Regions from separate parts of the Mus musculus genome. Here all the other regions are linked to region 3. A link is a loop called in an ENCODE intact Hi-C map of the cell type or tissue named here. Cell type or tissue: left cerebral cortex. All regions are shown on one strand.

The links. Peaks named below come from ENCODE experiments on the same cell type or tissue, not always from the same donor. Only the 100,000 strongest peaks of a DNase experiment are listed, where the experiment ranks them.
Region 1: a loop joins it to region 3, with 3 times the contacts of the local background. A loop is called at or near these places in 2 of 42 quality-filtered maps.
Region 2: it touches region 3 in a loop (18-fold over the local background); 6 of 42 quality-filtered maps call a loop at or near these places.

Annotation. Positions count from the first base shown.
Region 1 is chr7:89,032,025-89,040,024 of GRCm38, forward strand. No RefSeq gene overlaps it. Among named protein-coding and RNA genes, the nearest start is that of Tmem135, 300 kb to the right of the region's middle. In left cerebral cortex, no CTCF peak of the experiment used is centred here; a DNase peak (open chromatin) is centred at 3,657.
Region 2 is chr7:87,583,233-87,591,232 of GRCm38, forward strand. It overlaps Grm5 (glutamate receptor, metabotropic 5), which reads left to right and starts at 936. Exons shown (of 11, transcript NM_001143834.1): 1 at 936-1,308. In left cerebral cortex, CTCF peaks have their summits at 1,221 and 3,166 (motif pointing right); DNase peaks (open chromatin) are centred at 1,182, 2,247, 3,207 and 4,099; H3K4me3 peaks cover 4,858 bases; H3K27ac peaks cover 3,498 bases.
Region 3 is chr7:88,539,785-88,547,784 of GRCm38, forward strand. No RefSeq gene overlaps it. Among named protein-coding and RNA genes, the nearest start is that of Rab38, 110 kb to the left of the region's middle. In left cerebral cortex, a CTCF peak has its summit at 4,836 (motif pointing left); a DNase peak (open chromatin) is centred at 4,812.

The DNA of each region.
Region 1 (8,000 bases), 490 kb after region 3:
CAGTTTGATCTCCTTCCTTGCTCTGGAACCAGCAAGCTCTCACCAAATCCAGTTCTGATAATGTTTCTTCTAACTTGCCTCCTTGTTAAAGCTCTGCATTAAAACATTGAAAGACAATGCATGCTGTACTCTTCTCACTCCTCTTCTTCAGATGGCAGGAAAGAATAAGGTCTTCAAATACAGCTGGCACTACTCCTATTTGGCTTTAGATTGATGATTTTCTGGGATACAGTGGGCAACAGATATAAGATAGAGTATCTAGTAACAGCTGCATGGACCTTTCGGGGTGGTTACATTCACTACCATTATCTGCATGGCTTGTCATCTTATCTTCTACTGTCTTCTTGGATGAATTGTTCTCATATAAAGCTGATAAGACTGATCTTTATTAAACAGAATGTGCATTAGTTGAGATACTTCCTTACAAACTTAGGAAGCATTTAGGGTAGCAATTTTCTTTTTTTAAAATGATTTATTCATTTTATTTATATGAGTACATTGTAGCTGTCTTCAGACACACCAGAATACATCAGATCCCATTATAGATGGTTGTGAGCCATCATGTGGTTCCTGGGAATTTAACTCAGCACCTCTGGAAGAGCATTTAGTGTTCTTAACCACTGAGCCATCTCTCCAGCTCCCTAAAGTAGCAATTTTCAACCTGTAGATAGCAACATCTTTGGAGCCTGAACAACACTTTCATGGGGGTCACATATCCTGTATATCAGACATTTACATTACAATTTATAATAGTAGCAAAATAACCATTATGAGGTAGCAACAAAAATAATTTTATGGTTGGGGGTCACTACAACATGAGCAACCATATTAAGGGGTCACAGTATTGGAAAAGTTGACAGCCCCTGATTTAAAGAATCGTTTACAGGTCCAGATAGCCACAGATAAGCTATTTAGAAAATTACTGGAACCCATTGGAATGAAGCTGGATAAACTTCATTTAGACTTCTTATCTCCATGTTCATAAAACTCTGAACATTTCCATTCCAGGGTTTTTCCTCTTCCTCATATCTTCTAGCGTCTCTCAAGAATTTTTTTATTTCTCCTCAGACATTTGAATATAATCAATGAAGAAGTAGCACTATCTAGGACAAAATTGAAGTCTTGTCAATGAAAATCATGTCAAGAAAGTATGAACACCCAAATACTAATGAAAGCAATAAGAAAGTATGAGCTTTTTAACATCTCTGCCAGATATAATCAACCTGGTGTCTCTTTTAGACACACTAGCTTCTTCAGATCTCACTTCTGGACTCTGCCTCACTTCTTTCACGCTCCACTTGCAACTCTAACTGGAATCTCTACCTCCTGGGACTGGGGACTATAGATTTGGAATTCTATTCACTCTGGTAAAGCCTACAGACATAACCGGAACACACCAACAAGCCAGTACTGGGCTGGAGCTGGAGCTGGAGCTGGAGCTGGAGCTGGAGCTGGAGCTGGAGCTGGAGCTGGAGCTGGAGCTGGAGCTGGAGCTGGAGCTGGAGCTGGAGCTGATTCATTACCTTACTGGTTACTTTATTGCTAGATCCAATTACACCTAGCCAACAGTAGCAAATAGCAACAATAGTTATAAATCCAAATGAAGCACCATCACCCATCAACCTACATTCCACAAGTATCCAGAAAAACTATACATAAATAGAAAAGAAGGCTACCTGGTCTTTATAAGTCTTCCCATTAGAGATGGAATCTTTTGTCATGGAAAGCCCACCAGAGGTGAATACTTAGACACAGTTTATAGCCAATTGGAAGTCTTTATTCCACTCAGTACCTAGGTGTGTCCTTAAGTAGAGTGTTCAGAATACAGGGTTTTAAAGGCAGAAACCATTTCTTGGGCTCTTACTCCACAGCTTCAGGTTAGGTGGCAGGAGCTTTGCAGGAGCAAAAAAAGTGGTTAGCTGTAAAGGGTTAAGGCTAAGATAAGTCAGGAGAGCATTGTAACCTTAGAGTTTGGTACTATTCCATGGGATATTCCATCATGGAGATCAAATTCTAGTTAAACCTGTAATAGCCTCAGTGAGAATATAAGATGGAGGAAATTTTGTGGGTCCTATCACACTCTGTCCTCTCATTTTGAATCTAGGCATGTTTGGGATCTATCGCTAATCTGAATAGAATGTGTGGCAGTACAGAAGCTAGTAGGTTCCCAAGGCTCAGTTTACAATGAGACACTGCTCCTGTCTTTTCCACTCAAACATTTACTTTGGAATCTCTGAGGTACCAGGTATGCTGGATAGTTTCATGTTAACTAAACTAAAGTCACTTTAGAAACTCAATTGAGAAAATGCTTCCATAAAATTGGGCTATGGGCAAGCCTGTAGGGCTTAATTAATGATTGATGGAAGAGGGCCTAGCCATTGTGAGTGGTATCATCCCTGAGCTGGTAGCTCCCTGTTCTATAAGAAAGCAGTCTGAGCAAGCCAAGAGGGACAAGCCAATAAGCATCATCCTTCCATGGCCTCTGCAGCAGCTCCTGCCTCCAGGTCCTGAACCTTTTTGAGTTCTTGTCCTAACTTCCTTTAATAATGAACAGCAATGTGGAATTATGAGGCAAATAAACCCTTTCCTCCCTAACTTACTTTTCATCATGGTGTTTCATCATAGCACAGGAAACCCAAACTAAGACACCAGATGACAAGTCTACTTTTCCTAAGGCCAGCATGCTGCCAAAAAGTCCATGTCTCACAGAGCACTAGGTAATGTCCGAGGTGACAATAGACATAAGGGTGAAGATATCTTCCTCAGTCACAGAATCACCCCTCACCAGTGGAAGCTGAGGCAGGACTTTCTCACTGTGTCACCAATCAAAATTGCTAAGATCAAAAACAAGCAACAGAACATGCTGGTAAGGATGTGAAGAAAGGGAAACACTCCTCCATTGCTGGTGGGATTGCAAACTTGTACAGCCACTCTGGAAATCAATCTGGTGGTTTCTCAGAAAATTGGAAATAGTTCTACCTGAAGGCCCAGCTAAAAAGCTCCTGGGCATATACCCAAAAGATGCTCACTGTGTCTGGAATTTTGACCCAGGGGCACCATTGCCTTTGCAGAATACTTGTTTTGAGTTTCTAGCCTTTGCACACATTGCCAAGCAGCAGTCATGACTAGAGCAAATAGTGAAAAGTGCTACTTAAAGTCAAACAGGCATACAATTAAATTTCAGCTCTACCCCTTGCATGGAGATAGCTAGCTACTTAACCTCTCTCAGTATGCTTAGCATACTGAGTAGCAATAAGATTTATAATGGCACATTCATGAGGAGCCATATGGAAAGACATGCCTCCCCTAAGTGTTCCCTTCCTCCCCTGCCATTCTTCCTTATCCTCAGTTCCACTGAACCAATTACTGTCAAATGGTGCTAATGAAACAAATCTATTACCATTCATCTGAAACTGCATTCGTTTATATGAATAGAGGCTGAAAGGAATGCCTTGCCCAAAAGCAGACTAACACAGAAGCCAAAGCCTTGAGGATATCCTCATCTTGGTCAACTGACAAGTAGGACTTAGGTGTATACTGGGATAGTGAGCATGGTTCTATTTAGAAGCCAGACTAAAAGTTGCTTTTCTAAATGTTCTTCCTAGATTTTAGTACAAGCCAAACTTCAACATATGTGTGAATCTGTTAAGATGTAGAATTTTTTTTTTAATTCAGTGAGTCCTAGAAAAAGCTTGAGATCTTTCATTTAAGTATCCAGATGATGTCTATATGGTTGATCCACCAACAGTATGTTGAGCAGCCAGCACTAAAGGACTCTGTAAAAAGGCTTGTGCTAATTACTCAATGAATAATTCATCTCTGGTTTCTCTGATTAGCAGAACAGGACAAATTCTTTCCAGATCCCTGCCTTCCTAGGAGGATAGCTCAGTTGGCCGCAGGCTGAATACAGTCATTTTCTTCTATAACCTTCCTCTGTAAGGGTCCTGCAATTACATACTTTTTATTTACCAACTGTTTTTTTCAATGCAGAGTTCCCAGCAAGCTGTGATCAGAGATTAATCTGTTCTTTCATAGCTGAGAAAGTGAAGCCTACCTAAGAACACAGATCTTCTAACTTTGAGTAAACAGCATTAACTTACTGACTGTGAGCAATCAACGTTTGGGATGGCCATGACATGGCTATTGACTGACAGCACTAAGGGAAAATAGATTTGAACAAGACGTTATAAGAGACCTCCTCCTCTTTTGTTTTAATGCAACTTTGATACTAGTTATGGTGGAGTGGGGCGGGCCATTCACTATGGGGAGTGTTCTCCATTATATGTTACAGCACTCTTAAGATCCTCTGGTCAGTGCTATTTAGATAATCTTAAAGGTGAGGCACCTGCACATCCAGGACAGTTAAGTAAACTGCCTTACACTCGCACAGGAAGAAGTGGAGCAAGCTTCAAGGTGAATGCAATTGACTGTAAATCTGTAGTTTCCCCCTTAGCATCTCCTTCAAAACAGGGTGTTTTATGGATATGCTGTGTCAGTCAGTGAAGTTGCACAGGTTTGATAGATTGGCTGATTTATTGACAGATTGGTTGATAATACTGGCAGAGATCAATGTGTCTTTTAGCCAAGTCAATCCAGGGCTGACTTTTATTGCTTCAATTTGGCCTATAATAGATGTGGCTTTTGCTCTCCAGACAGTTTGTGAAGCAGAATAACTCGACTTGAGCTCATATTTCACTGAAATCTGCCACTCAAAGCGTTATTAAGAAGGTCTCACTTGTTAAGCTTGGCTCAAGACAGGAATTATAAGGTGGGAAAAAAAGCCTGTTGTCATCTTTGAGATACAAATGTGTTTGAGTCTTTCTCATCAGTATACTCTGACTAAAGACCAAGATTGGATAGTAATATATGAGACATCAGTGGCAGAAGGAACAACTATAGCTCAGGAATGAAGAGAAAACAAACCTGAATGTATGGAGGTAAGGTGCTAAATGGAAGTTCACTGTAAAACCTCCAAGTGGCAAGAAAAAAATGGAACACCAGGTGTCCTTACTTATATCTAGACACAGGAGTGGGTCATTGTCAAAGGTTTCAAGGATCATATTCCAAGTATTTAAAAAAAAACTGGGTTGGTTATGGGAAATGGATGTGCTGACCATAACACATCAGCAGAAAATACGGCTGAAGCTACAGAAGAACAAGAGTGCTTCTGTGTTGAGAGAAAATTTAAAGCAATATTCTCATCCCTTTCCCCCTTCCTCCTGTCTCCACCTCTCTCCATCCACTACCCTCACCAATACTCTCCCTTCCTTCTTGGAATCCCCTATCATCTCTGTGCACATAGCTCTGTGTTGCCATGGTGAACACTGTGTTTATCCCTCCTCTGCCCATCACTAAGAGCATCTGGATCTCTAGGGTCAGGTGATGAGAAGAGTTGAATGCATTTGGTTCAGTGTCAATTAGGACTGAGAATTCACAAGCCTGCATTCACTTACTCAATGATTTGGAATCCAGAACGGCAATGGGACTTGAGGTGCTTACAACAAAAGGAGCAAGGCCTGTAGCAAACTCTTGAAAGGTCTGCCTGCCTCTAAGGATGGAGGGTGGAAACATCCAAGATCTTCAGAAGCATAAACAGAACAGAAAAGATAAAAGTCCAAAAATAAATAAATAAATAAAAACCCAACAAGTGTCTTTGTTCTTTTTCCCCTTCCAAACAAACCCTTCTGATCCATAACTGCCAGACTCAATGTTTGAGTGCCAGCTGAATGTTCCAAGGCCTCCAGTCCTTTCTCGGTGAAAGAAACAACAATAAAATCAGTACATGATAACGTTTCCTCCTATTTTGTACAATCATAAACGACTGCTGTGTGCTGGGCTCCAGGATCATGCTCTGAGCCAGCAGAGGTAGTATAGTCACATGGAAAAGGGAGCAGTTCCAACGGACGATCATCCTACAGCAGAACAGTTCTCAAAGGATGACCATCTTCTCCCTTCCCTCCGTAACCCATGATGGGCCAAGGGATCTTAGTAAGAAGGTAGATGAGATCCTTTGGGGTTCTGCTTAAAATGCCTGTTTCTAATATCACCCTAAACAAGTTTACCCAAAATCTGTGTTTGTCAGCTTTCCATCTTTATATCAAGGCATAACCACTTGAAAGGAAGAAGGCGTAGTTTTGATTTGTGGTTTCAGAGCTTATGCCCAGAGGCATCTGGCTGCCTTGCCTTGGGAGTCTGTGGTAAGGCAGCAGACAGGGGGAGAAACATAGCTGCTTACTTGATAGCCAGTTGAGAATAGAGAAAGAGGGGAAAGAAAGGAGAATCTGTGACCAGGATCTCAATTTACCAGTCAAGAAAACACTCCTAATGGCCTACTTCCTTCAACTTCACCCACATCAGCTGGGGACCATGTTTCAACCTGTGAGTTTTGGAGACCCATTTGAAATCCAAACCACAATAGCATCTGAGAGGTGAGAGAGCCACAGAAAGCTATTTTAAAACAACAGCCAAGGCAATCTTTTTCTTTTTCCTTTTCTTTCCTTTGAGTAAAATGTTTGAGAAGCATCAAAAGTGAAACCCTGAAGGAGCCAAAGAGAAGAATGACTGAAGAGTGACAGGAGGCTTCCCCAAGGAGTGACAGTGTGACAGTTGAGTTGAGTGTCAAACGTATATACCAAGAAAAGAATGCTACTCAAGGATTCAAGGCAGAGAGAAAAGCAAAGCCCAGAAGCATGAAATCTTGACAAGCGCTGAGGTGCGGAAGACAGAAAACTGGTTACATCTTAGAATCCTCTTCTAAAGCCCGGAAAGCTTTGAGCCGGGCTGGGAAGGGCCCTGTGTGCAAACCTGAAACCACAAAACGTTCAAAGAGTCCGTGAAAACAACTTCTCTAGCCAGGCACGGTGGCTCACATCTGGAACACTAGTAGGAGCTGAAGAAAGGGTCACCGCGACTCTGAGGGTAGCTGGCGCTACAATGTGAAATCCTGTCCCATAAAGAAAAAAGGAAAAGGAAAAGAAAGAAAAAGGGGGTAAAGGAAAAGAAGAAGAAAAGAAGAAAAACTAAAGGAAGAGGAGAGAATAAACCCCCTACACCAAATTCTCTGAAAGGTGTGTGTGTGTGTGTGTGTGTGTGTGTGTGTAGTTCACATATCACTTCTCTGGTGTTTGCATATCCTGCCATTGTCCTGGCCTATAAAAGACCCCCAATTTTCATTCAACATGTGTTAGTGAAATAAAAACAGAAGGCCTCATTCCATCTAAGATAACTTTCAAGAAGGAATGAACTTCTTGAGTTCCAACATGAGCAACCTTTCACAAAGTTGAAGTAGAACTAAGAAAAAGTATCCCTTGGCCCTCTTTAGAGAGCCTAAGTAGGTGGGATGGACTTTGTCTGAAACAGCCAACACTCCTATGCTCCTGCATAGTCCTAGAGCCCACCTGTGAGATAAATGAGGCTGAGGTCCTGAGGTCCTAGGAGATCTGGCAGACTTTTCTGGTTATTTAAAAAAAATACCTCTCTCTCTCTCTCTCTCTCTCTCTCTCTCTCTCTCTTTGTGTGTGTGTGTGTGTGTGTGTGTGTGTGTGTGTGTGTGTGTATGTATGATGTATTCATGTGTGAGACAGTGGGCATGTATATATCACAGCACATATATGGAAGTCTTCCCTCCTAGGTCCAGGAATCTCAGATGACTGTATGTCAGGCCTATCTTTCTCTGCCAGTTTCTGTCCCAGGACTTAAATTTCACAACTAAGGCTTTCCAAAAAGCATTTAGACAGTCAGATTAGATGCTTGGGGATAGCACAGAGAGTAAAGTGCATGAAGACCAGAGTTTGGGTCCCCAGAATCTACATAAAGATGAACACAATGTGAACATCTGTAATCCCAGCCCTCTGACTGTGAGACGGAAGGCAGAGACAGGGGAATCTCTGTAAATACAGGAACCAGCTAGCCTGACATGCCCACAGGTGAACAAGAGACTGTTCTAGGCAAGGTGGAAGGTGAGGACCCACAAGCCGAGGTGTCAACCACTGACTTCCATA
Region 2 (8,000 bases), 960 kb before region 3:
ACCTGGAGTCTGGTTCTAATGTGTTGCTGTAAATGGGCTATAATACACACATATGGGCAAATGTCTTTTAATGCTTGACATAGTGTTTTAAATGGATACTTCCCTTCTTCCGTTCCTTACTATTATATCACCGAAGTAATCAAAGAAACACTACCTTGTTGTCAAGGACCCACTGACAAACATTAGTAGTTATTAATAACTGGTGTCCTTGACTTCAGTGTTGTGCATGTTTTAATCATTAATTCAGCTACTGAAAGTACCTGGCTCCTTTAATTTGCTCAGGCAATAATAATATTACCCAATTATTCTTTTGTTTAAATTAAGCCATGCAAGTAATTTATAGGGATCCCTTTTATTCTTTTTCTTTCAGATATAATGTGAAGGTAACCTTAGCATTTTTGATGTCCATAGACAGTACTAGGGGTATCAAAGAAAAGGATGCCAAGCAATTGGAAGAAGTAAAACATTTAAGTCCCACAGGGAAAGACTTTTAATGGATGTAGGAAGAAACATTTTTAAGAAGTGCAGACAAATGCAAAATGACATTATTAATGACTCAAGACCATTAAATACATTGGTCTTTCTAATCACTCGGGCTTCTGAACCGTACTTGCAGTTCTCTGAATCTCATTCTCTCTCTCTCTCTCTCTCTCTCTCTCTCTCTCTCTCTCTCTCTCTCTGTGTGTGTGTGTGTGTGTGTGTGTAAGTACAGTCTGTGTCACTCTCTCTCTCTTCTCTCTGTGTCTCTCAGTCTTGTGTTTGTCTCTCTGTTTCTTCCTACTCCTCTCTCTGTCTTCCAGCAATAATACCCCTTCTCCCAATAACTGTCAGGAGTTTCGTACTATCTTCAGAGAGAAGCTGATTATCTACCTGCTCTCCAGCTTCTCTCTGAGTGACATGCCACCCACGCCTCCCAGCACAGCTCCTGCTTCTCCATCTCTGGGTGGGAATGAGGTAGTGAGGAAGTCCAAGACTGCCCTGGCCTGAACCCTGAGACCAAGAGGCTCTAGGAGCAGTGTTCACTCACTGATCCAAGGCTAGCCAGCCGCCCCCAATTGCACTCTGCAAGAGTAGGAGCCAACCCAGCGTTGCGCTTCCAGCTGCGTCTGCCCGGGCGCAGCACGTGCTCCAGGCGCTGGCGCGAGAGAGCGAGCGCCACCACCGCGGGCCCGCAGCCGTTCTGCTGGCTGCCACTACAGCTTAGATCGCAGCCACTAGCGCTTCTGCAGCAGCCAAGGCCGCTACGAAAGCGCAGGGAGCTTGAAAGGAGCGGCTGTCCAGAGGAGCAAGGCTCAGGGAGCGCACCTGGTAAGCATAGCGCTGTTTTTCTTTCTCTCAGCTGTGGAGTTACCAGGGATGTAGGATGCCGCCGGAGCCCCTCCCCCAGTGCAGGGATGGAGAGTGAGCGAGCAAGGGGCGGGTGCTTGGACTAAAGGGACCCAGAAGGGCAGGTGGTGGGCAGGTGGACGACAGGTGAAGCCAGGGATACTAGAAGGTCCTGCAAGTTTAAGAAAGTCACCCCGCAAGGACATGTGCTCTATAAATTAGACATGAATTTAGAGTCAGGAGCCTGGGCTAATGTGGTATGGCTAAATGGGAGGTTTTTGAATATCTTTTTGTTTTCATTCACCTAACTGAAGGATTTCAGTGGGGTTGTTTCCACAGAAAATAGCTAAAATAATCAGTGGCAGAAAAAAATAAATAAAACCAATAAAGCCCCCCCCCCTTCTGTCTCATGCTGGTACATGTGCAATGATAAAGCATGCACTTAGCGAGGGAGGAGAATTTTAGATCTCTGAGGATATTAGATGTTTGGGCTGTAGTAAGCACACTTGCTGATGCTGCACCCCAAAAATGAGACAGGGAAGAAGATTATGGATGGTTTTAAATACTGTATTACAATTCTAAAATGACATTTGAATGACTATAACACCAGGACCAAGAGATTCTCTGGAATCATTAACCCATTTATGAGATGTATCAGCACGTCTGGACCCTTAAAGCTAAGATTATATATTTCTAGCAGTGAAAGGAAGATTTTTTTTAACCTTAAATTTTCTGACAGAACTTTCATAAAGGATGATAATGAAGAACATGGAGATCAAGAGGAAAGAGAGGGGAGTTGAACAGACTCCATGAGCTATGTGTGGTAGTATAGCAAGGAGAGTTGGGTCTGTCAGATTTGGTACCAATGTTCATTCAGTCACACCCTGAGAAGCCCTTAGGCCATTGTCTAGGAAAATATGTGACCTTGAACAAGACTACCAAGCATTGTACACTTATTCTCTCCATCAGGAAAGTGGAAAGCATACTGCATTTTAGGACACTGAAGTCTCACAAAATAGTGTGTGTTTGTATAAGCTTGAAGAATTGTACAGGGAAAGAGGGAAGGGAGATATCCGGAAATACAGGCAAATAGATTGTAAAGATGTTCTCTCTCCAAGTATTTTAACAGCTGTAACGTTCACAGTGCCATTGGATAATGCATGCTGGTTCTATGAAAGGTCTATGGGAAAGGTTGAGTCCAGCCAAACATTCAGGCCCATGCAAAGATTATGGAGTTTTGACAGTTGTTTGGAAAATTTCAAATGCACAAAACTTAAAGTTACATTTTGCTTATTTGCTTGTTTGTTTATTTTATTGTCTAGCGAAGTAGCATTTGAAAAACATATTTTGGTGATAGGTTGTGAAGTTTTGGGGTTTGTTTGTTTGCTTTTATTTAACTTAAGCTTTGAGAAGTTACCTGGGCTTGATTATGGTAAAGAAAATCACATCCTAGTTTCAAGGTTTGTCACTGTGTGGCAAATGAGGATTTTGGAATGAGACAGGAATGTTCTGTAATATGAGTAGAAGGCTTAGGGAGGGAAGAGAAAAGCGATATTTCTCTTAGAGCATGCATGTCTATAGCCCAGTGGGCAGCAGGCAGCTGGCACATACCATGTTGATTCCTCTTCTACTTGACTGGAGAAGTCATCTCTAGCCCTTTTCTGTCAATGCATATTCATTTATAGAATTTGGAGATTTGCATTGCAGATGCTGAGATGGTATGCATTCATAAACTCATCTCCCTGGGTGTCTTCAGCTCCCCCCATCCTGAATGTCTGGCCATGAAACTAGTGTACCCATCCTGATCTGCCCAGGAGTCTGTGTTCCTAAAGGAACTCACTGTGCCACTTGGTGGCACCAAAAAGTTGCGCAGAGAAGTCTCTTCTCTATAAATACTAACTACCACCCCTCCCTCCTCCGCTCTCTCCCCTTCTCCCCTTCCCCCTGTCTCCATAGAGGGGAAGATTGCTGTACATGCCGCCCTCAGCTCCGCTGTTCTGAGCACTCCGAGCACAGGGGATGAGCTTGGGATCATCTTGGGGTTGGGGAAAAGCCCAAGAAAGGAAAAGCTGGCTCAACCCCATTGATTTCTGCTGCCCAACTTTACTCCGGGGGGCTAGCTAAACAGCATCTCACTGCCTGCTGCGTGGCCAACAGGGGGTAAGCTTGCTATGTCTGTGTGCCCAGGTATCTATCCCCAGACCTGTCAAGGATTTAGAAGCTTTAAGCATGCTGATAAGCTCACAGTGTGGTTTGGAGGAGGGGACTTAGATGAATCCGGGGTGGCCAGAGCAGAAGAGGTTCACATCTGCTTCTTTTACAGAAGACCATTATTAATTAAACCTGTTGGTGGAAAAGGCGCGAGCAAGAGGGTAAAGCAGGGGGAGGTATGCAAGGTCTAAGATAGGGATTATGCACGCCTTTGGATCCCCGTGTCTGAGCTCTGAGGAAAGGAGAACATGGTTTAGAATGCAGACTGGCTTACCCAGTCCTTTGGAGAACTCAAAACTGAGAAAGCAAAGGTAGAGAAGGGAAGGAAGGAGAATCACTTCTGGGTAATAGATTGGTTTCTCCTCTGCCTGGGGCGGGGTGGGGTGGGGGTACAGCGTTTGGTGCTGAAAGCACAGCTTGGGATTTATTGTTTCTATCTCAATGTCCTTTGAACGCCCCCAACCCCTAGCGCAACTTCGTGCGCTTTCTTTTTCCTTGGATATAGCTTTCCCTTCCTTCCAGACACAAAGCTACCCAGGGGCAGCAGATCAGAGCGCAGAAGAGGGATCCCAGGCTACAGGGACTTGGAGACAAGGAACCAGGAAAGTTCTACCAAGCAAACTCTAGTTGATGTTTACAGTAGCCTAATCTATTTTGGGACATTTCAGCAGGAAGTAATGGTTGACCTGGGTGATTACCCACCTAGTTGTAGGATGTATGGCTGTTCGTATTTCTCTTTAGAGTGCATGGTGTGGGAAAAGTGACTTTGAGAAAGTGATAACAGATTCTTGTTTTTATTTAGTCAGAATCCTGGAACTGTTTCACCTGAATTAGCTTGGGTATCCAAACAAGTAGGTAGTGCTATGCATCAATTTATTTCTTCATAAGAAATTGGTATTCACAAATGGAAAGGTGGACTCACCTTTCTTTCTTCCTTTCAATATCCAACTTTATATTTTATTGTTTAAATTGCTTAAGAAGTGAACTAGTGATCTCCTGTATTTCTAGTTCTGGTAGCAAATTGGTGCCTATAACAACAGTCTAGTGAGAATGCTTAGCACTAAGGGCACCCCTTCATCCAGCAAAGATTTATTCTGAGTTATTTGACACCTTATTATGAGTTTCAGAGGATATAGGTGTGCTATTTTTTTCTTGTTGTGAGTGCTTTGTGCTCTTCTCTTATGGAGTGGAGGGAATTTCCTCCATTAATTTCTCTGTTAATTCTGTGTAATACATATTAAATTGTCAGTTAGTAATCTTTTTGTCATTTGTGGAACTTTCCATTTTGAAGGATTGTTGGTTTAGAAATAGAAAACTTTGCTTGCCAAACTCACTAGGTTAATGACTTGCATTCTACCAAGTCTGCATCCTTCTCCTGGAAACTTCTTCAGCACCTTGGACAGGTACTCATACTATTCCCTAGGCTTCACTGGACACTTACTGAGCAACAAACCACCACTTAGATAAAAGACTTTTCCTCGTCCTTTACACTTTATGATTAAATGTAAAATTCATGTATTTCAACTGCATCTTCTAGAGCTCCATGATGTTCCATAGCAGTGTTTTACCTGTGGGTTTTATGCCCAAAAAGGACAGAGGAAATCCAAAGAACAAAAAAGAAAAAAGAAAATGAAAATTTAATGTCTATTTATTATAGGCACTCTGAGGTTATTTGGATAAGAATGATATTTGAACACCCCATGTACTTGCTTAAATCTTAACCTGTTATCAAATGTATACACAGACCTTTACCATTGTACACATCATAGCCATTCAGACTGATATCCAGGGAACACTGAAAAATTCAGTAATAGATATTTATCCACGTAAAGAATATCTATGATTTGAGAATACTTGGGTAAGGAGACACCATTTTCTTTCTTTTTTCTGAACTGTTATTTTGTCATGTTTCCTACTAAATTAATTGGCTTCACTAAAAATGTTTACATTTGTGAGTAAATAACTTTCATGATTCTTATTTTATTCAAAATGCATTGAGAATTTTTCAAGGAATGTTGCTATATTGACTTTTTGAAGAATGTTGGGACTATTTATGCATTTAGAAATGGTAAATTAAAACTGAGGATGGCGATGTATAACTTAAATCTCAGCACTTGAAAGGTTGAGGCAGGAAACACAAAAGTTCACAGTAATCCTTAGTTATGTAGGAAGTTAAATGAGGCCCTGTAACAAAAAGATGAAGAAAAATTAAATGATAGAAGAAGATGAACACTAATCAGAAAAAATGAGATTGAATAAATTGTAAATATGTACATAATTGTATTACTTGAGTAAAATATGTATGCATGTTTTATTCAAGGTTTGCTACATTCATGGAATGAAGAGGCATATTTCTTTATACATTTTTGCTATTGGATATATGGACACATATATGGACTTAGACATTTGTGTATGTACCATTTTCTTCACACTATTTAAATACATCCAGCTGAATCTAACTTTGTGAAAAAATGATGATTCTTTTGATATATGTTTTTGAGAACATGACAGTGTATTACATAGAAGTGTCCTTGATTTGGAATTATTTGTTTGGAAATATTAATTCTGATGCTAAGGCATCTCTTTATGTCCTTTCTTGTTGTGTACGTAGAAGACACACAAGAAGGGAACATCCAAAGAAGTGGTTTTATTTCATACTCAAATGACCTAAGAATGTAACATTTTGACTTTGATTTTTCAACTGTTTACAAATCAGAAAATGCTTTCTTGATATTTTCTCATTTCATTTGAATGAAAGGGTTTAAATACAAAAACATGCCAAGATTTGTCTCCATGGCTCCAGTATTAATGCAGAGGAGACATAAGTGTATACTTTAATGCTAATAATATTGTTTGAAATGCACTCACACAGAGAAACAAACACAAATGCATCTATGTTTGGCGATAGGGCTTCCAATAAAAGTTTTGTAGTAGGTCAATGCTTGCCAGGGCAAGTATTATTTATTGAGCATGTTAGGGATTGTATCAAGTACTAGATGTATTACATTGCTAATCATCAAATGAGTCACATGATATACTGGTTTTAATTTTTTTTGTTGTAAAAAGTGAAGTTTTTCTTTCATTGTTATAACATGAAAATGGTACCAAGAAACAACCCCCAGAACACATACATATGCTGTGTGTTATAAAATTGTCAGTATGAATAGAACATACCCTGTTTCTATAGCATCAGTCTATAATGCAGATATTTGTGGAGGCTCTTTTATGATTGTTCTCAGTCTGTTGTGGTTTGCAGTGTATTTTATTAGTGAATATTTGGCACCAGATTGCATGAATGTGGATCTCACCTTTAGTTGAGTATGTGAATTTGTAAACAGAATTAAATCATGTATATGATTTATATATATTTCATTATATATTATTATATAAACAAATACCCAACTTTTCTTGTTTGTAGTGGATGAGGAAAGTTAGAATGATATTAATACAACCAAGTGAGTATGGGAAATTAATTGCTCCAATTGGAGTAACTTCCCTGACCTGTTAGTGATGAATACATAAAAGTAATTTATGGCAATTTGTTGTCTGCACGACATTGGATATAAAATGCTGCCTGAGTTATTAACTTTCTCAATAGTCACATGAATTTCTCTCTCTCTCTCTCTCTCTCTCTCTCTCTCTCTCTCTCTCTCTCTCTCTCTCTCTCTGTCTCTCTCTCTCTGTCTCTCTCTCTCTCTGTCTCTCTCTGTCTCTCTCTGTCTCTCTCTCTCTCTCTCTCTCTCTCTCTTGCTCTTTCTAATTTTTTTATTGTTAACAGCTGTTATACGGTGAAGTGGACTACATAACTTGTCTAAAGTCTCACTGTTCCTACCACCCCAAAGCACAAGTGTAAACCCAGGGATATTTGGCTCCCAAATTCTAGCTTTTGGCACGAATATTATCTTGTAACTTGAACATATAGAGTAAGCTGTATTTTTTCTCTTTTTAAATTTCTTTCTTTTATTAAATATTTTCTTCATTTACATTTCAAATGCTATCCGGAAAGTTCCCTATACCCTCCCTCCACCCTGCTTCCCAACCCACCCACTCTGGCTTCCTGGCCCTGGCATTTCCCTCTACTGTGGCATATGATCTTCGTAAGACCAAGGGCCTGTCCTCCCATTGATGGCCGACTAGGCCATCCTCTCCTACATATGCAACTAGAGACATAAGCTCTAGGGAGTACTGGCTAGTTCACATTAATTTTTTTTTTAATTCTACTAATTTTGAGTCAGCACCATCTCCTTCCACAAGGGAGTGTCCAAATTTTTTTTTCTAAAACATTTTAGAATATTCAAAATTAGATATGCAAATTTGTGAGAAAATCAGAAATCAAAATGGTACATAATTACAGTTTCAAACATTTTCTTTTTTTAGACAAACTCTTCAAGAAAGTTAAAGGGAAGAATCAGAAGCAAGAAGTATATTTTAAATAGACATGATTTTGCTGTCATTACAAAATG
Region 3 (8,000 bases):
ACTTCTGAAAATGGCAAGTCTTGCATAAATTCCATTCGGCCTAGCCATGTGAAAAGGAGGAGTGATGAAATTTTCATGTGAGTCCCTAAATTGCTTCCAACATTATATTAAAAAATACTGTCCATTTTCTCCTGGTAGTCCCTAAAGGACACAATCTAAAATTTTCCTCAACTTTGTTCCAAATAAAGAGAAAAGGAATACATAGAGAAGTTTTTTTTTCCTACCTCAGTTAAAATATTTTTATTTATTATGTGATTTTTGTTAATCTCACCAGGCAAAAATAAGACCATTACCACAATTTTGGAGCCAAATTTGAAGCAAGCTTTATTAAGTACTGGCCAGGACCATGAATATTGGCCAGTCTATACCCAAGAGTATGACATCAAATTACATTAGTCAGAGGTGTAGAAAGCAAAACCCAGAAGGCCACATACTTCCCACCCTTGTCCAATGAGGGGAAACCATACGTCCTAATATATTTCCTACATTTCTCCTACCTACATATGATCAAACGCATTCTGGGCAGTTGGGGCAGTCAAGCTTGTTTACAGACGGGGAAAAACGTGCCTTGTTTCCCCCTTCCACCTGTTATTGGATATTTTCTTTATTTACATTTCAAATGTTGTCCCCTTTCCCAGTTCCCCGCTTGAAGTCTCCTATCCTTCCTCCCTCCCCCTGCTTCTATGAGGGTGTTCAAACATCCACCCACAGGCTCCCACCTCTCCATCCTCAGGTCCCCTACACTGGGGCATCTGTTGAATCTTCATAAGACCTCTCCTCCCATTGTTGCATGACAAGGCCATCCTCTGCAACATATGCAGCTGGAGCCATGTTTACTCCTTGTTATCTTATGATGACCACAGCCCTCAGCATTCCAGGAATTTATTTGATAAACGGGGCTTACAGGTTAGATGCTTTTGTTTTATGCTATGTCTTAAGCACAGTAGTTTAAACTTAAGCATAACTTTAGCCACCACACTTTCAGGTATGATTTAAAATTAGTTCTTTAATTCCCATTGTTTGTTGTTTTGTTTATTTGTCAACTCTACAGAATAGCTAGGGGCTTCCTTTTTTTTTTTTTTTTTCAATTTTTTATTAGATATTTTCTTCATTTACATTTCAAATGCTATCCTGAAAGTCCCCTATACCCCCCCCCCCCGCCCTACCTACCCACTCCCATTTCTTGGCCCTGGCATTCTCCTGTACTGGGGCATATAAAGTTTGCAAGACCAAGGGGCCTCTCTTCCCAATGACGTCTGACTAAGCCATCTTCTGCTACATATGCAGCTAGAGACATGAGCTCCGGGGGTATTGGTTAGTTCATATTGTTGTTGACAGATGTCACAACATAATTTTTCTGAGTAAGTGAAAATTGCTCACATTTGTGTTGCTCTCATTTTAAAATGAAGTTTGTGGGCATATAGCTACTGCTTACCAGCCAAATGCAAAATGAGAAATTGACAGAATTATTTTTGCTAGACCATGGAGTCATTGGCCATTTCTTCTTGTTTTCTTAACTAGATGTTTTTTAAGAAATGAAAATAAAGTAATTTCAATCACAATTTCTATAAAGAAAATCCTACACTGACTGCTCCTCTGCTATGGCAAAGATTTACAGTGAATTAAAATTAATACTGGATACAACTTGACTATTCTCTAGTGTAGCTTTGAAAAAAGTGGGGTACAGTAAGATGGTGAGTAAACAATAACTTATATCATCACTCTCTGAGCTACATTAATTTCCATATTTATAAATAAAATAAATATTTCCTTCCCTGCAAGCGTTGCTATAAGAATCAAATATAGCAGAAATAAAACTGGAAATAATCAATCCCTAACAAAAGTGTGTTCAATGGCATTCTCTGCTGGCTAGGTGACTGGCTGAGGGAATGAGAGCTCTACCTCCTTACTCTCTTTCTGTGATCCCATTGCCTCCAGAAGCCATTAAGCAATGGGTGTGACTCACAGCAGGCCATCTTCATGGGATGGGAGAAGAGGGAATTTGGATGGGCAAACGGACAGGACCTAGCTAATTCACTTTTCACTATTTCCTGATTACAATGAAGGTAATGGCAAGTCCACAGGAACATTCATAAAGTTCGTTTCCCCTCGCCCCAGCTTTGTGGACACCACCACTATTATTATCTATTCCCCAGGCTAAAAAGGAAAGTATACTAGAATTCCTTTCCCTCCTCTCCCACTTCTATCTGCTTCTCCCTGTTCTTAACAGCCCAGAGGAAACATTTCAATGGCAGTAATGTCCTGAGAGGAAAAGTGTAAAGAGGAAAATAAGCAAACAAGGCTAACAGCCTCTGTCATGGGCTGTTATCTATATGACTACTACTACTTCCAGTTGCAAGTGTTTCTATTGGTTACCTAGGAGTTTTTGTCTACTCTACTTACTCCTGTTAGAGTGTACAAGTGCATAACTGTGACTCTAGTATTTACTACAAAATATTCCAGAATCTTTCTGCAACAGACTGCAAAAATGACCACAATTTCCTCCTACTTTTCTATGTATTAGCCAGGTCCCCTTGTGATGTGATGGTCTTCTTACCAAGCAGTGGAATCTCTTTCCTTTCACTCTTGGAAACAGTTCCATCACCAAGAACAGGCCTACCCTGACATAGTAGACAGGAGACTTATTGACCAGTGGTTAATACCACTGCTAACCACCAGCCAAACACCAAAGAAGAGCCAATGGGCCACACCTAGCTGAAGGACATGACATGTAGCTGATTTTTTTTTTTTTTTATCCTAACAGCTACAAAGTAGAGCAGAGTAGCTGCATAAAGCTAACAAGTAAGTATGTCAAATATACCTGTAAAGTTTCCCATTGGAAAGACAGTAAGATACAAATAAAACCCACAAATAATTTGGGTATCATATGGTCTTTCTGAAATAAATAAGAGGACAGAATTTCAGATTTGATAGATAAAGACTTGGTGATTTTGTTTGTTTGTTTGTTTGAAAGGCCTAAAAAAAAACCAAAAAAGATATTTCTAAAACATTTAGTTTGGAAAATAATAAACACTGTTGCCACTTAAAACAGTAAGTTAAGACTTTCTGGTAAGTGTGTATTAGCCACTGAGACTGTGCCATGAGATAATTACTATTCAAGGAAAAAATTATATCTTATTCTTATACATAAAAATAGCTAATGAAAAAAGAAAATAAGCCCAAGTGGGATATTTCTTTGTAAAAAAAAAAAGCTGTCAATCTGGTGATTACAGCTCCAACACATTGCTTTCACCAGGCTAGATTTATTGCTAGATGTAAGGTAGGAACTCTCATTGGTACAGGGAGTAGGAAGAGAAAGAGAGAATATGATGAATAGATAGATGATAGATAGATGATAGATAGATAGATAGATAGATAGATAGATAGATAGATAGATAGATAGACAGACAGACATGTAGGTAGAGATAAGGATGTGAAGCCCCAACCAGAGGCTCGAGACATCGTGCTCATAGAGTTTGTCAGAAGGTTGATTACTCTTAAGCTCTTAGGTGACAAGACCAGATGAACAAAGAGGGAAATTATTCCTAGAAATGTTTCCAACTATCCAGGAGTAGTGAAGTCATGAATCTTGGAGAAGAACCTATAATCATCATTTTATTAAATCAGCATAATTCCTAACTACATTATAAATATTTGTCTTTATATCAGCAGTTAAGTTTAGACTTTACCCCCATCATAAAAAAAAAAAATTCTCTTTGCAACAGATAGAAGCAATTACAGAAAACCACAACCAAGAAAATACAGTTATAGTAACCAGTTCCTATGGGGTCTATATCTGTAGATGTCTTTCAAATCCATATTTTATTCATATTTTATCTAATATATATATTTGATTAAAACAATTTACAAAAAATTCCTGCACTTAAGGCTCAGGCTATTGCAAAAGAGAATGGAAAGACTATAAGAGTTAGACCATCAGGAAGTTTGCTTTGAGACTATGTTTCCTAGCAATGTCAGAAGCTATGTCCACAAAATTTAAACAGCACGACTGCTTAAACTTATGCTGATCAAGAACAATAACAATATACCCACCCAAAGTGGGTGAGGGAAAGATTACAATGCCTCCACTTTACACAAAGAACTCAAAGGAAAGAAAGCTGAGAGTAAGAGGAACAGTCTTTTCCAGGAAAGAGCATATCAGTAGGTCAATCAGTTCCAAGGTGCGAAACGGTCATCCCTGAAAATGTTATATACAAGTAACATACAGACTATATACATATACATATATATATATATATACATGCAACAACAATCAGTGAAAACTGAGGCCATGGATTTGAAAGACAGCAAGGATGCTTTTATAGGAGGGCTTGGCGTGGAAAAAGGAGAAAATATTAAAAATAAAAGAAATAGTAAAATGTTTTTGATATTTAAAAGACAATGACAAAATATGTAAAAACAATCCTCAAAACACTAAAGACAAATTTGCAAGTTGCAGGCAGTACTCAGACAAAAGGGTGCTGGAAAGTGGTCTTTGTATGCAGAAATTCCTCCCACCCAGAATAAAACAAGGATTTTACTTTGAATCACCTTCTTTAGGAGTGGCACATTTTTGAATGAGTTTTTGAGTAGAAGCAAGTTTTGAAATAGAAGAGGGTAGCTGACTTACTGAAGCATGATGCTGCAGCACAAAGCCATGGGCGTGCTATTTTCCTTGCTTACTTTAGGTTTATTTTGAGTTTCCCTGGATCTATATCTCCTTGTCTGAAAGAAAATATTTTGTTTATACTAGGAAAGGGTTGGTAGGGCACTATAGCTACAGTGCACATAGAAGCTATCCATAAAGGTATGTGCGCCCCCTTGTGGCTTTTCAGTAGTCGAGTAGACATGTCTATGAACTCAACAATACTCATTAGAAAGAAAGATGAATCTCTAGCCAGGCCCAAACAATTATTCTCCATCCTGTGTTCTCATATAAGCATTAATAATAACGCATCTCCTTGCAATGTTAGTAAAGTCACTTTACACCAGATCATCAACTGATTCCACTGTATCCTGCCACCCACCCGCATTACTTCTTTAGGCAAATCTCTCACTTTTTAAAATTGAATGCAAGATATTACTGCAATTCTATTGAAAGAAGGTTGCATAATTTCAACATTACACATGATACAACTTAGTTTTAGCTAATGTAGACATTAAGAGTGCATAGTCAGAAAGAATGACCTTTGAACATCTCTGTGTTTATGTATTTTTCACTGACGTCCAGTTAAACAACAAAAGCTAGGAAGGCAACAAAAGAATGCCATTTTGAACACTGATACGTTATGTTTGCTGACAAACAGGGGGAGAGAATTCAGCTTCCCTTAAAAGCCTAAGCACACAGAGAAGTCTGAAGCTCTTTTGTTGTGGTTCTATGCGGGGGTCAGATGAAGGCCCTGTGGGGAAGCTGATGTGTGCAATCTTACAGCAGAAAATAAAATTCTCACACAGAGCTAATGTTGTAGCCAGATTTTGTAGCTGACAAACATTGTAAAGAAATGCAAGCTAGTGAATGCAGCTCCATGTTTGGATTGTAAGGCTCATTTGTTAGTGATTTCTAATTTGCCTTGATTGTCATTGTTTCAATTTCATCATTCCCTGAGTATGATATATGTTAGTGTTTTGTCTAAGCTCCTCCCCACAGTTACCTGGCAACAGCCAGGTATGCCTGACTCGATATAAAAGGAGCTGCTAAAGACCTCCTCTCTTTCTTTCTCTTGCTCTTGCTTTCCTGCTGCTGCTCTCTGCCCATTCCTTTCCCCCATCTCTCTCCACGTGCTCCTGGCCAGCCTCTACTTCTCTAATCTCTCTCTCTCTCTCTCTCTCTCTCTCTCTCTCTCTCTCTATCTCTCTCTCTCTATCTCTCTCTCTCTCTCTCTCTGCCTTTCCCTGCCTCTACCTTGAATAAACTCTATTCTCTACCATACTGCCATGTGTCTGATCCCTTAGGGGGAAGGAATGCATCAGCATGGGCACCTGACTACACCTCCACCTAGCATATCCCTTCCTTTTTTTAATCTTTTTATAAACAAATCAATGTCTGTATTACTTTCTTCAGATTGTCAAGTTTGTCTGTCTTCATTCTCACAGAAACTGTTCTTCAGTTTTGATTGCTCAGTGTAATAATATTTCCAGTGCTACCCCGAAGTTAAGCCTCTCTTGTCATGCTTTGATAAGGGACAGAGGAGTATCTGAATCATCTCCTCCTACCTGCACCCTAGTCAGGATACAGAGAAAAGGACCAATGCTAAGTCTGGCATTGCCATGATAGGAATGGAATGGCCTAGTTCTCACCCCTGGAACCAGGCAGGGTGTGGGCCTCCAAGAGCGTTGATGAATGCTGTGGGCCAAAGGATTGTTTACATATTTTCACACTCTGCCTTCAAGAAATGTCCTCTCTGCCAAGGAAATGACTCTGTGATAATCAGAAATACCATGAGTTTAGGAAGAAAGGATTTATCAGCAAAATAGTAAATGATGTGATCTTCTGGACATCCCTTAAGGATTTGAGAAAGAACACTGAAAACATGAGTTTAAAAAACATATAATTTCTAAACTAAGTGAAATATAAGGATACAATATAAGTTGTATAAGGAGCTTCCTAGAGCTAAAGGAGCAGAGGCAGCTGTGCTATGAGCCAGCTTGTCAGAAAGATGCTAAGGAAGAAGATAAAGAGATTTAGAGAGTGGTGATCCCAGGGCAAAATACCACTCAGATAAGGTTTTTTTGTTTTGTTTTTGTTTATTTGTTTATGCTTACAAAGGTAGTTAGATTCCTGAGTTCAGGGTCAGCCTGGGATAAAGGGAGTTTAGGTCAAGGGCCCAGGCATTGTGGTCCCACCCACCTATCTTATTGTCTCTGTTTGTGCTTGCTCTCTCTTCCTAAAAATCAACAGGCTGAGGGTGACAGGTCGATGATTCATGGGATAATCAAAAGGGAACTTGGGGTAATGACTGAGTTAATATGTAAATAAAAGACTGGGCTTTTGATTTGCAAGAGATGAGCTATCTAGAGAGTTTTAAAACTGCAAAAAAAAAGCTGTCTCACGGAGAGAGCTGTCTGGAGATCTCCAGAGAAAACAGAACATAGAGAGAGCAGTCAGGAAAGCTGTCTCAAGTGACATGGCCATCAGCTTGTAACCCACGATTTGACTTCAAGTCATATGCTTCACTGCTCCCAGACATGCCTTCACTCCAGAATCCCTCTCGAAGCCCAGGCTGGTCCTTGGCAGACCAACAAGAGGAAAGATTGAGGAAGGATCCTCACTGAACAACACAGTTTATGAATTCAGCTATGAATCAAATGTTGGCAGATGTCAGGTAAGAATGGTAAAAGAATTTGAGGAGACTTATCACCACCCACAGAGTCCATTCCAATCAAAGTGTGCAGTTAGGAGGAAAATGGAAGACACTTACTCTGGAGTTAGTCCTGACTTCCAATTTCAACACCTCTGAACTGCCTGAATTTGAAACGAATCAGAATGTCAATTTCTAATACTAAATTACTGACACCCATATTATCATATTGGTTTTTGGTAAGATGAGTAACAGACTTTGCATTTTTGCAACTTGAGGGTATTTACATAATTATAAAGGTTGTGAGGTAGGTGAGTGAGGAGAGACGTAGCTCGGTTTACATCCTAAGTTTATAAACTTAAGTGATTGCATGAACCTGTGGATCTTTTCTCATCTCCTTGACTCCTGTTTTCCACCTCTGTTTGTGTGTGTTCGTTTGTGGTCTATGGACTTGTGTATGCATCCAAATTTCTTCATGTGTCCTCTGCAGCTTCCATTATCTTCACATTTTTGCCACTGGAAATCAGGATGGAGAGACAATATTGTCTCTAATGTTAAATGTGTCTTCTGTCTCCCACTTAATATCAAAGCAACAAAACCAACTATTCATATCACTTTTGTGTGTGTGTGTGTGTTTGTTTGTTTTTTGTTTTGTTTTGTTTTTTTCGAGACAGGGTTTCTCTGTGTAGCTCTGGCTGTTCT